2 separate regions of the Homo sapiens genome follow, and region 1 is linked to region 2. Evidence: chromatin contacts called from ENCODE Hi-C data. All regions are on one chromosome and are shown on one strand. The core of a region is the stretch at or near the end of the contact, and the rest is flanking DNA. Distances in the headings are between cores, read along the strand shown. Region 1 holds the start of LINC03011 (long intergenic non-protein coding RNA 3011). Region 2 holds the start of ZNF92 (zinc finger protein 92).

Region 1 (5,625 bases), core at 2,856-5,355, 1.1 Mb before region 2:
CTGCACACCAGCAGCCTGGGCAACAGAAGAAGAGCCTGTCTCAAAACAACAAAACATGGTTTACCACAACCAACAGGAAAATTCTGGATAAAGCTATGTATGAAATATTTACTGCTCTGCTCAACAAGGTAGTGCAGAGGTCAAGGGCAAAAGTCCTGGGGTCAGGTCACCTAGTCTGCTGTCTAATTAGCTGTGTCATCTTTGGAAAGGTACTTGAACTCTCTGTGCCTTATAATTCATTTTCTAAAATGTGGGCAGGGCGTGGTGGCTCATGCTTGTAATCCCAGCACTTTGGGAGGCCAAGGCGGGTGAATCATCTGAGGCCAGGAGTTCGAGACCAGCCTGGTAAACAAGGTGAAACGTGGTCTCTATTAAAAACACAAAAATTAGCTGGGTGTGGTAGTGGGCACCTGTAATCCCAGCTACTGGGGAGGCTGAGGTTGGAGAATTGCTTGAACCCAGGAGGCAGAGGTTGCAGTGAGCCGAGATCATGCCACTGCACTCCAGCCTGGATGACAGAACAAGACTCTGTCTCAAAAACAAACAAACAAAAAGTGGATAGCAGTATCTACCTCGAAGAATTGTTATGGGATTGACAGTGCAGAGAACCTAGCAACTATAAAATAAAAAAAAGTTTCAGGACCCTCTATAAATTTATCATGCCAGGAGGGAAGTTACACCCTGACCGAGTCACATAGCATGTTTGCAACTTCTGCTTCTGTTTTTTTTTTGAGACGGAGTCTCGCTCTGTCGCCCGGGTCAGAGTGCAGTGGCAGGATCTCAGCTCACTGCAAGCTCCACCTCCCGGGTTCACGCCATTCTCCTGCCTCAGCCTCCCAAGTAGCTGGGACTACAGGTGCCCGCCACCAAGCCCAGCAAATTTTTTGTGTTTTTAGTAGAGACGGGGTTTCACTGTGTTAGCCAGGCTGGTCTCGATCTCCTGACCTCATGATCCACCTGCCTCAGCCTCCCAAAGTGCTGGGATTACAGGTGTGAGCCACCGCGCCCGGCCACTTCTGCTTCTTAAATTATAATTTATTCCTTCCTTATTATTTTCATTCGGTAAATGACTATGAGAGACCAGAGACTAGTCCTACTCTCCTTCCAATCACTCATCTTTATTACACATTAACTGCCTCCTTTATTGTTCTGTACCTCACACCAGATGGCACAAAAGACCCCATGACTTACATCTTCAGTGTAGAAGGTAAAATACACCTTTCCCGGAAAAAAGACCACCTAGTCTGGGCGCCGTCACTCATGCCTGTAATCCCGGTACTTTGGGAGGCTGAGGTGAGTGGACTGCTTAAGCCCAGGAATTTGAGACTGGCCTGGGCAATGTGGTGAAACCCTGTCTCTACAAAAAATACAAAAATTAGTCAGGTGTGTTGGTGCACGCCTGTAGTCCCAGCTACTAGGGATGCTGAGGTGGGAGGATCACTTGAGCCAGGAGGCTGAGGCTGTAATGAGTTGCGATTGCACCACTGCACTCAGCCTGGGTGACAGAGTCAAAGAAAGACCACCTGAACCAATCAGATTGTTTTAACTACGTATTAAGCCTTAAACGGAGAGATGCTGAAATTCTGCTAAACTTCCCTAAACTTTGTCTATGCAAGTGATCCCAAACTTCTAAGCCTTGGAACACTGTCTTCCACCCTTGGGTACCTGCGCTTCCCAGGTGGCTCTCCTTAAACTCTGTGCATGAATAAACTCCCTTTAGATTCTGACCCTTTTGATTATTTGAGGTTGACACACTGTGCAATATACATCACAATACCAAATATTAACCTTCAGAGTAGTCTGTGACATTTAGGTAGAAGTCTTTTTTTTAGATGGAGTCTTGCTTTGTTGCCCAGGCTGTAGCGCAGTGGCATGATCTTGGCTCACCGCAACATTGGCCTCACAGGTTCAAGCGATTCTCCTGCCTCAGCCTCCCAAGTAGCTGGGACTAAAGGCGCCCACCACCACGCCCATCTAATTTTTGTATTTTTAGTAGAGATGGGGTTTTGCCATGTTTGCCAGGCTGGTCTCGAACTTCTGACTCCAGGCGATCGACCACCTAGGTCTCCCAAAGTGCTGGGATTACAGACATAAGCTACCGTGCCCTGCCAACATTTAGGTAGAAATCTTACACATATTCCTATCTTTGTTCTCTCCCCACTTACATTTCTGACCTCTTCTTTACAGCTAAGAACAAATCATTTGTGGACTTGAAAAGAGTTATCATAGTAACTGAAAAAAAAACCCCAAAAACCAGAAGAGTTAAAATGCCATTCTTGCTGCTCTTTTAATTAATCAACCCTAAAAAGGCTAACTCACTTGGACACTACTTAATTAACAATCAATTAGTAAGGAAAAGATATTGAAGCAGTAAACTTAAGTGGCGGCGAAAAGTTCTGTTGACCAAACATGGATTCTCTCCTCCTAGAACCAAGTTACAGTTGGAGTTACAGAAAATACTTTGAACAGGTCCTTCGGCATCCTGTAGGAAATCAGACAAAAACACAGATCAGTTACTTTCTCTTTTTTCTTTTTTTGACACAGTGTCTCACTCTGTCGACCAGGCTGGAGTGCAGTGGCGAGATCACCGCTCACTGCAGCCTCCACCTCCTGGGCTCAAGCGATCCTCCCGCCTCAGCCCCGCAAGCAGAGGGGACTACAAGCCCGTGCCACCATGCCCAGCTAATTTTTTGTGTGTGTGTGTGATGGAGTCTCGCTCTGTGGCCCAGGCTGGAGTGCAGTGGAGCGATCTCCGCTCACTGCAAGCTCCGCCTCCCGGGTTCACACCACTCTCCTGCCTCAGCCTCCTGAGTAGCTGGGACTACAGGCGCCCACCACGACGCCCAGATAATTTTTTGTATTTTTGTAGAGACCGAATTTCACCATGTTGCCCAAGCTAGTCTGGAACGCCTGAGCTCAAGGGATCCGCCCACCTAGGCCTCCCAAAGTGCTGGGATTACGGGTGTGAGCCACTGGGCCGGCCCAATAACTTTCTTCAGTCTGAGCATGAGCACTGGAAGAAAAGCTCTCACTTGCATATATTTTTTTTTTAGAGACAGGGTCTCCCTCTGTCACCCAGGCTGAAGTGCAGTGGTGTAATCTCGGCTCACAGTAACCTCAACCTCCCGGGCTCCATCGCATATATATATATATATATACACACACATATATATAGTTTTTTATTTTTTAGACGGAGTCTTGGTCTGTCGCCCAGGCTAGAGTGCAGTGGCACGATCTCGGCTAACTGCAGCCTCTGCCTCCCGGGTTCAAGCAATTGTCTGCCTCTGCCTCAACCTCCCGAATAGCTGGTATTACATGTGCCCGCCACCACGCCCGGCTAATTTTTGCATTTTTAGTAGAGACGGGATTCACCATGCTGGCCAGGATGGTCTTGAATTCCCGACCTCGTGATCCACCTGTCTCGGCCTCCCAAAGTGCTGGGATTACAGGCGTGAGCCACCGCGCCCGGCCCGATCGCTTATATTTTTAAAAAGATGTTTTCTTGGTTTCCTAGCCCCTCGTACCCCCTACAAAGTTCCAAAGGCTTTGATGTTGTTGCAACGGCCATCAGAGGTCAAGCCGAGGGGTGCAGCTCCCTAATGCGGTGCAGCCTCAGACGGGGCCGATCCTGCCCAGGATGAGCGGCGCCAGGGGTGGGGGACGCTGCCGGCGTCCCCGGGACCTGGCTGGGGGAGGAGTTGGGGGGCGCACCTACACAGGCTCAGGTGACGCGAGTGTGCGGCAAGGGCTGTAGCCGGAGCTAGCGGACTTGTGGCCACTGAGGAGCTTCTGCCTGAACGTGCCCTCCAGGCGACAGCCGCTTGGTGCGCAGCGCCTGCTCGCTAAGCGTCAGGCCCTTGCTGCGCCCTACGCCGCAGGCTGGGAAGTAGCGCAGGCAGTAGTAGTACAGGCAGCGGTAAAGCTCCTCCTTGTAGCTTATTGGTGTCGGCGGCCTGGTCTGGGCCTGCGGACCCTAACCCACCGCCTGCTGACACTGACCGGCAGTCTGTGGCCATGCGTCTGCGCATGCGCTCTCCTGGAATACCCAGCCGCTGCGCCTCGAGTTCCGATTGGTTCTACAGAAGGGGCGGGCCTGTGAGATATCACAGGGGCGCGCCTCAGCTGACGTCACAGGCGCGGGCCTTCCGGCGTCGTAATAGCGCCGGCCTTCGGCGACGTCACAGTGGCGCTACAGTGCCTGGAGCTGCGCTGGTTTTTCCTCGGAGTGGAGCCTGGTAACCGCGACTTCCCCGCCATGTTCTGTGTGTTGCTGGCTGGAGAAGGGTGGTTGACAAACTCCGACCCAGCACAGTGTTTCTGTGGGTCAAAACTAGAAAACTATGTCCAGGCTCGGCCGAGGCGGAAGGATCCGTTCAGGCCAGGAGTTAAAGAGCTGCCTGGGCAACATGGCGCGACCCCATCTCTGTAGTCCCACCTCAGCTTCCCAGATACTTGAACCCCAAGGTTCAAGGCTGCAATGAGCTATGATCCCATCACAGCACTCCATCCTGCGAGACGGAGGTAAACCTTGTCTAAAAAAATAAACTATCCAAGTGTACAACAGGGAGGGACTGCTTAAAGAAAACATGATAATTGTATGTTCAAATACTTTTAACAAGTGCAAAATGTATAGGCTGAAATAAATAGGGCTGGCCGGGCACGTTGGCTCACGCCTGTAAATTCCAACATTTTGTGTGCTCGAGGCATTCCGATCAGTAGACATGGGTGAAACCCCATGTCTACTAAAAATATAAAAATTAGGCCAGGAACTTTGCATCGTTTTAGGGGGCTCGCATCTCCCTAAGGGCCCGGTAATTGAACCCCTTGGACCTGAGGGTGAGAAACCTTGGCTCAGTTCTTCCCAGGGTGATCAGCCCAGGGGTAAGCGAGGAGAGACCAGAAAACAGGACCCATGAGAAGGTCCCCCTCCTGGAGTTTGAGGCCCATTCCTTCTTGTCCCTGCGTCTCCTCTTTCCAGGACTCCTCCCTGCTCTGCCCCACTCCTGGGAGTGGGGTCATGGCCATGGGGGGCTGCTTTTGGGTACAGGCCCCAGCGGCAACCCTGGGCCCAAAGTGGGCAGGCTCACCTGGAGGGGATCAGAGTCACATGGCAAGACGCAAGGGGAAAAGCCGCGCTGGAACCGCACCTCTCTGCCCCCTGATGTCAGTGGGTGCACTCTTCCCTCACCTCACTCAGGCAGCGGCTTGAGTTCCATGGGAGCACTGTCCTGCTCCCTCTGCTGCCTCTTTTTAGTCTTGGGGCTACTATAACACTTTCCCTTCCCCAGCCCTGCCAACCTGGTGGGACATTGGGCTTCCCTCTTCCTGGGGACAGGCGGGTCCTGGGGACAAGCCTGTCCTGTATCATACCTGCAGCGAGACTCTTTTTTTCTCCAGGACCTGCGGAGCAGCCAGGCTTCATGAGTTAAATGCAGATCTGAACCATACCCAGTTGGGATTGGGGTACACACTCTACTCCTCTGAAAACTAGCTAGGGGTTCGAACTTGGTGAGAGGGAGAGTGGGACAGAGCCAGACCAGACAAGGACTGATCACCTGGAAAAACCTGCCATCAAAGACCTTGACGAGTGCTGGGGGCGGTGGCTCATGCCTGTAATCCCAACAC
Region 2 (5,267 bases), core at 1,701-4,200:
TTCTAAAAGCTAAGCCTTAGAATTATGTTTGTAATTACCCAGCCATAAAAAACACAAGTGGGCTAGGCGCGGTGGCTCACGCCTGTAATCCCAGCATTTTGGGAAGCCAAGGTGGGCAGATCACGAGGTCAGGAGTTCAAGACCAGCCTGACCAACATGGTGAAATCTTGTCTCTACCAAAAATACAAAAATTACCCAGGCATGGTGGCACGCACCTGTAATGTCAGCTACTCAGGAGGCTAAGGCAGCAGAATCGCTTGAACCTGGGAGGCAGAGGTCACAGTGAGCTGAGATCACACCACTGCACTCCAGCCTGGGTGACAGAGCAAGAGTCTGTCTCAAGAAACAACAAAAACAAGTGAGAAAATTCCTAAACTCATTCTGGGAAAAACAAAAAAGGTAAAAGAATTTTTAGCAAATGGAATATGTGATTAGATATTAATTTTTTCCTGAAACTCACCTCTTTTATGCCCTTTGTAAATATGTCTTACCTTTCAAGCCCTAATAAAATGAAAGTCAAAATAAGTAAAAAAAAATATTTTCAAGGTGACAAACCCAGGAAGTAGCAGTGCTGATCAGAAAACAGATTTGTCAGCAGGCGTGGTGCCTCACGCCTGTAATCCTAGCACTTTGGGAGGCCAAGGCAGGTGGACTGCCTGAGCTCAGGAGTTTGAGACCAGCCTGGGCAACAGAGTGAAACCCAGTCTCTACTAAAATACAAAACACTAGTCGGGTGTGGTTGTGCGTGCCTGTAATTCCAGCTACTCGGGAGGCTGAGGCAGCAGAATCTCTTGAACCCAGAAGGCAGAGGTTGCAGTGAGCCGAGACCACGCCACTGCACTCCAGCCTGGGCAATAGAGGGAGACTCAATAACCACCCTCTCAGAAGACACTATACCCCAGGTGTATTTTACTTTGCAAGTTCTTGTACCATCTCACTGGGATCAGGTTGTTTTTGTTTGTTTGTTTGAGACGGAGTCTCGAGGCTGGAGTGCAGTGGCATGATCTTGGCTCACTGCAATCTCCCTCTCCCGGGTTCAAGCGATTCCCCTGCCTCAGCCTCCCGAGTAGCTGGGATTACAGGCATGCACCACCATGCCTGGCTAATTTTTTGTATTTTAGTAGAAACCGGCTTTCACCATATTGGCCAGGATGGTCTCGATCTCCAGGTCAGGTTTTGTTGTATCTTTTGGAATACTTTTTTTTTTTCCACAAATCTTAGAGAATCCTGGGGACAGAAATAATTTTGGTGTTTTCCTCCCAGTACCAGCATCTGATTGGCTGACCAGCAATGTTTCTCCAAGAAATGAAAGCTGGGTTGAGTGAAGACAATCTTAATATCTCAAGGGGTAAGCTTTTCAAAGGAAGAGTAGCCCAGGAGATGCTTCTCAGCCCCAGGGCATCCACCTGCTCCCTTGAGAAGCTACATTCCATACTTCAGGTTATTCTACGAGAGAAAATGACCCAGGAGCTGATATTTACTAGACACTCTAGCGACATTGCCATGGTAGGTATCTTGCCCCAGACAGTACTAAAACCCAGGACCAGAAAAAGAACTGAAGGGTGGCTGAGAACACATCACCCCATAAAGTTTCCAAAGGGAAAGCAACCATGACCCAAAAACATTCTGATAAGATCTCTGTGCCTAAGGAAGATAAAAAGAAAAGAGGCACAGAGATTTACAATACAATGTTAGGGGATTATTCTTTGCTTTCTTCTCATAGGAAATATTTACAAACAGGAAACAAATCTTTTAAAACGTGCCATCCAATGCTTTGCCAAAAATGATTAATTAAAATATGCCATCGAAAATGTACACTAAAGGAAACACACTTGCTAATGCGAATTAGGGAGGGTAAGTTGGCATTTGGGAATGTCAGAAGGAACTGGAAATTTAGTATTTTACTGCAAGCCAGAATTAAGCTGGAGGAATGAGGGATGGGGGGTAGACTTGAGACCCTGCTTGGGACACATGTGAAAACTGCAGGGGAAAATCAGTCCCCTGTGGATGTGAAAATAATTAAGTGGCAGGCAATTAGATTGAGGTGGCTCTAGTCCCTGGGTTCCTACTTTAAAAAAAATATAATTCAAATGCATTTTTGGCGGGGGGAGGGGAGGGTAAATAACACCGAGGGAACAAAATTCAGGCTTAACCAACTATAAACTGACAATCTCTGATTACATGACCAGGAAATTTCTACCTTAATCATACAAATTAAAAAACGACGTAACTGTACCTAACCAATTATTAAACTTGTTTTTTTTCATTATGCATCTTATAAAAGTGTTTCCTTCAAGCCCCTCCCACGGACCACAAACTACAAATCATAGCTGGGTGCTCTAAAATTCCTGAATCGCTCTTTGATTAAATTCTTCAATATTTTTACCTTGACTCCCATAAATTTTTAATAGGAAAAAAGAGGACCTGAGAACCACACGGACCAAAGCTCTTCCCATTCATAAACCCCGCACCCCGAGTCAGGATTCTTCTCTTTACTATTCTCCCGTCGTCCCTGCACACTCGGCGAGAGATGCGACGCTGCGGGTGCAGAGCTGCCCAGGGAGGGCTCCAGGCCAAAGCACAGTCACTGCGCAGGGAGGAGACAGGACGCCCGGGGTCCCGGCTGTCAGCCCAGCCGCCATCTTATGGCTGAAGGAGACTGAGGGCCGAGCTGCGCCAAGGAGAACTCGGGCCGCGGATCTCGGAGCCGACTGCGGGAAGGCCCGAGGCCCGCCACAGCCACTTCCAATCGGTTCCAGCCAGACCCTCCCCCTCTCTCGGGATGTGGGACCCAGCAGGCTCACCATTTCTAGGCTTCCAGGGGGTCCTGGCGTCTTAGCTGTGAACCTCCAAGTTCTTGCAGGTAACAGGGTCACAGCGGCGAGCCTTTATCAGCACAGGACGCAGAGCAGTGAAGACTAGACGTGGAGCGCCGGCTGCAGCGAGAGACAAAGGCCCCGCCAAATCCCGGAAGCTGTGCTGTCCGCTCCAGTTGCGTGCCTGATTGGATGGTTCCCAGCCCAGCGTTCCTGATTGGATAACGTTTAAGGCCCCGCCCCTTCGGGCCCTGAGTGACGGGAGATGTGATCAGATGCTGGACTGAAGGAAGAGTGACAGCCTAAGCTGCAGCCTTTTCAGACGGGGCTTCCTCCCTGAGCTGAGTCAGGCCCACCCCAGACAGTATTTGCATTTAACCTTGTGAATAAGGCCATATGCATTTATAAATAGTATATTATATGTCTATTCACAAATGCAAAGAATATAATACCAATTATTCAAAATTTTCAGATTTTATGACCTTCCTGGCTTCTGGTTTTGTTGTTTTGTTTTGTTTTTGGTTTTTGTTTTTTGAGACAGAGTCTAGCTCTGTCGCCAGGCTGGAGTGCAGTGGCACGAGCTCAACTCGCTGCAACCTCCGCCTCCCAGGTTCAAGCGATTCTCCTGTCTCAGCCTCCCGAGGAACTGGGACTACAGGCGCACGCCACCACACCCAGCTAATTTTTGTATTTTTAGTAGAGACGGGGTTTCACCATGTTGGCCAGGATGGTCTTGATCTCTTGATCTTGTGATCCGCCCGCCTCGGTCTCCCAAAGTGCTGGGATTACAGGTGTGAGCCACAGAGCCCGGCCAACTTCTGTTTTTTTAAGCAGGCAGCCTGAAATTTTAAAAAGAAGGCAATCCTCTAAAATAAAATGTGGGCGACACGTGAATTGTACATTTTTTAGCAGCCAAACTTTAAAAAGAAACAAGAAACAGGTGAAATTGATTGTAACAATTTAACCCAATATATCTAAAACCTTATTCTAATATGTGAGTGATATGTAATTATTAATAAAGTATATATATTTATTTGGAACTGAATCTTTGAAATTAACTCTATTTTACCTTTCTAGCACATTGCAATTCAGACCAGCCACATTCCAGGCAGCCAGTAGCTACACATGGCCAATAGCTGCCACATTGAAATGCAGCCCTGACATCAGGAGGGTGAAGGGTCTGAACACCCCTTTTCTGCCAGAAGTGAGGGGACAGCCTCTCTTTACCAACATCTTTCTACAGTTTTGAGGGTGGAACAAGATAGTCACCATAGAAAGAGCAGAGGGCAGCAAGAATAAAATAACCACAGGTACACCACTGCTGGCCACCTGTTGCCCACCTTTCTTCCAGAGATCAGACAGTAACCAAAAGATGATGGGGCCACAGGAGATTAAACGCTATGTCTTCAGATCTCTCCACAGTCATCACTTCCAGTGTTTAAGTATAGAGAAAACAGATTAAAGGTAAACTTATTTTGCTATTTGGCCTGGCCCTAGTGGCCAGAGTGTGTTTATCTGTTTTCTCCTGTGGCGTGGGGATTGTGTGAGTACAAGTACCAATCCCATGCAAACATGCCTACATATTTTTCTGCATTACTCAATATTATCTTACAAAACATCCAACTTTAGAGCAGAAAAAAAAATCAGCACTTTTAGGGTGCCAACTGTTGGAAGGTAACTATAACAACCAGTAATCAACCTGTCATTAAATCCTGGCATCCTATCTGCACTGTGTGCACGTATTAGTTAGGTATTGCAGCATAACAAACCAACCAAGGCTTTTTTTTTTTTTTAAATACAGAGTTTCGCTCTTGTTGCCCAAACTAGAGTGCAATGGCACGATCTCAGCTCACCGCAACCTCCGCCTCCTGGGTTCAAGTGATTCTCCTGCCTCAGCCTCCTGAGTAGCTGAGATTACAGGTATGCGCCACCACGCCTGGCTAATTTTGTATTTTTAGTAGAGATGGGGTTTCTCCTTGTTGGTCAGGCTGGTCTCAAACTGCTGACCTCAGGTAATCCGCCCACCCCGGCCTCCCAAAGTGCTGGGATTACAGGCGTGAGCCACTGCGCCCAACCCAGCTAAGGCTTCTTAGCTCACAATTGAGATGGTCAGTCATTTAAGCTGGGCTCAGTGGAGCAATTCTTCTGATCTCAGCTGAGCTCCTTCAGACATGTGTTATCAGCTGCTTGTTAACTAGGCAGCTGTGCTTCTGGATGTGCGCTTCTGGAGCTGTCAACAGGGACACCTTGCTTCTCCTCCCCATGGTATGTCATCCTCCAGCTGCCTAGCATGGGCTTTTTTTCACAGAGATGGCAGCATTGTGAAAGAAAAACAGAAGCATTCAAGACTGCTAAGCCCCAAACTGGCACGCTATCATGGTCACATGTTTTTACTGCCTTGAGCAAACAAGGCCAGCCAGATCTAGGTTTCGGAAAACAGATTCTGGATCT

The links. A loop is a pair of places that touch in the nucleus more often than their neighbours do. Pooled maps may share reads with other maps.
Region 1: a map of CD8-positive, alpha-beta T cell shows a loop between it and region 2 (5-fold over the local background). The contact joins the promoter of LINC03011 here to the promoter of ZNF92 in region 2. A Hi-C loop is called at or near these places in 2 of 168 maps with a recorded cell type or tissue (CD8-positive, alpha-beta T cell and naive thymus-derived CD4-positive, alpha-beta T cell) and 11 of 50 pooled maps.

What each region holds. Positions count from the first base shown.
Region 1 is chr7:66,492,112-66,497,736 of GRCh38, reverse strand. LINC03011 (long intergenic non-protein coding RNA 3011) reads right to left here and starts at 4,105. Exons shown (of 2, transcript NR_134573.1): 1 at 4,000-4,105; 2 at 2,263-2,482. RefSeq lists an enhancer at 4,207-4,416.
Region 2 is chr7:65,371,538-65,376,804 of GRCh38, reverse strand. ZNF92 (zinc finger protein 92) reads right to left here and starts at 2,950. Exons shown (of 4, transcript NM_152626.4): 1 at 2,805-2,950. The coding sequence starts at 2,807. RefSeq lists an enhancer at 2,520-2,919 and a silencer at 2,815-3,085.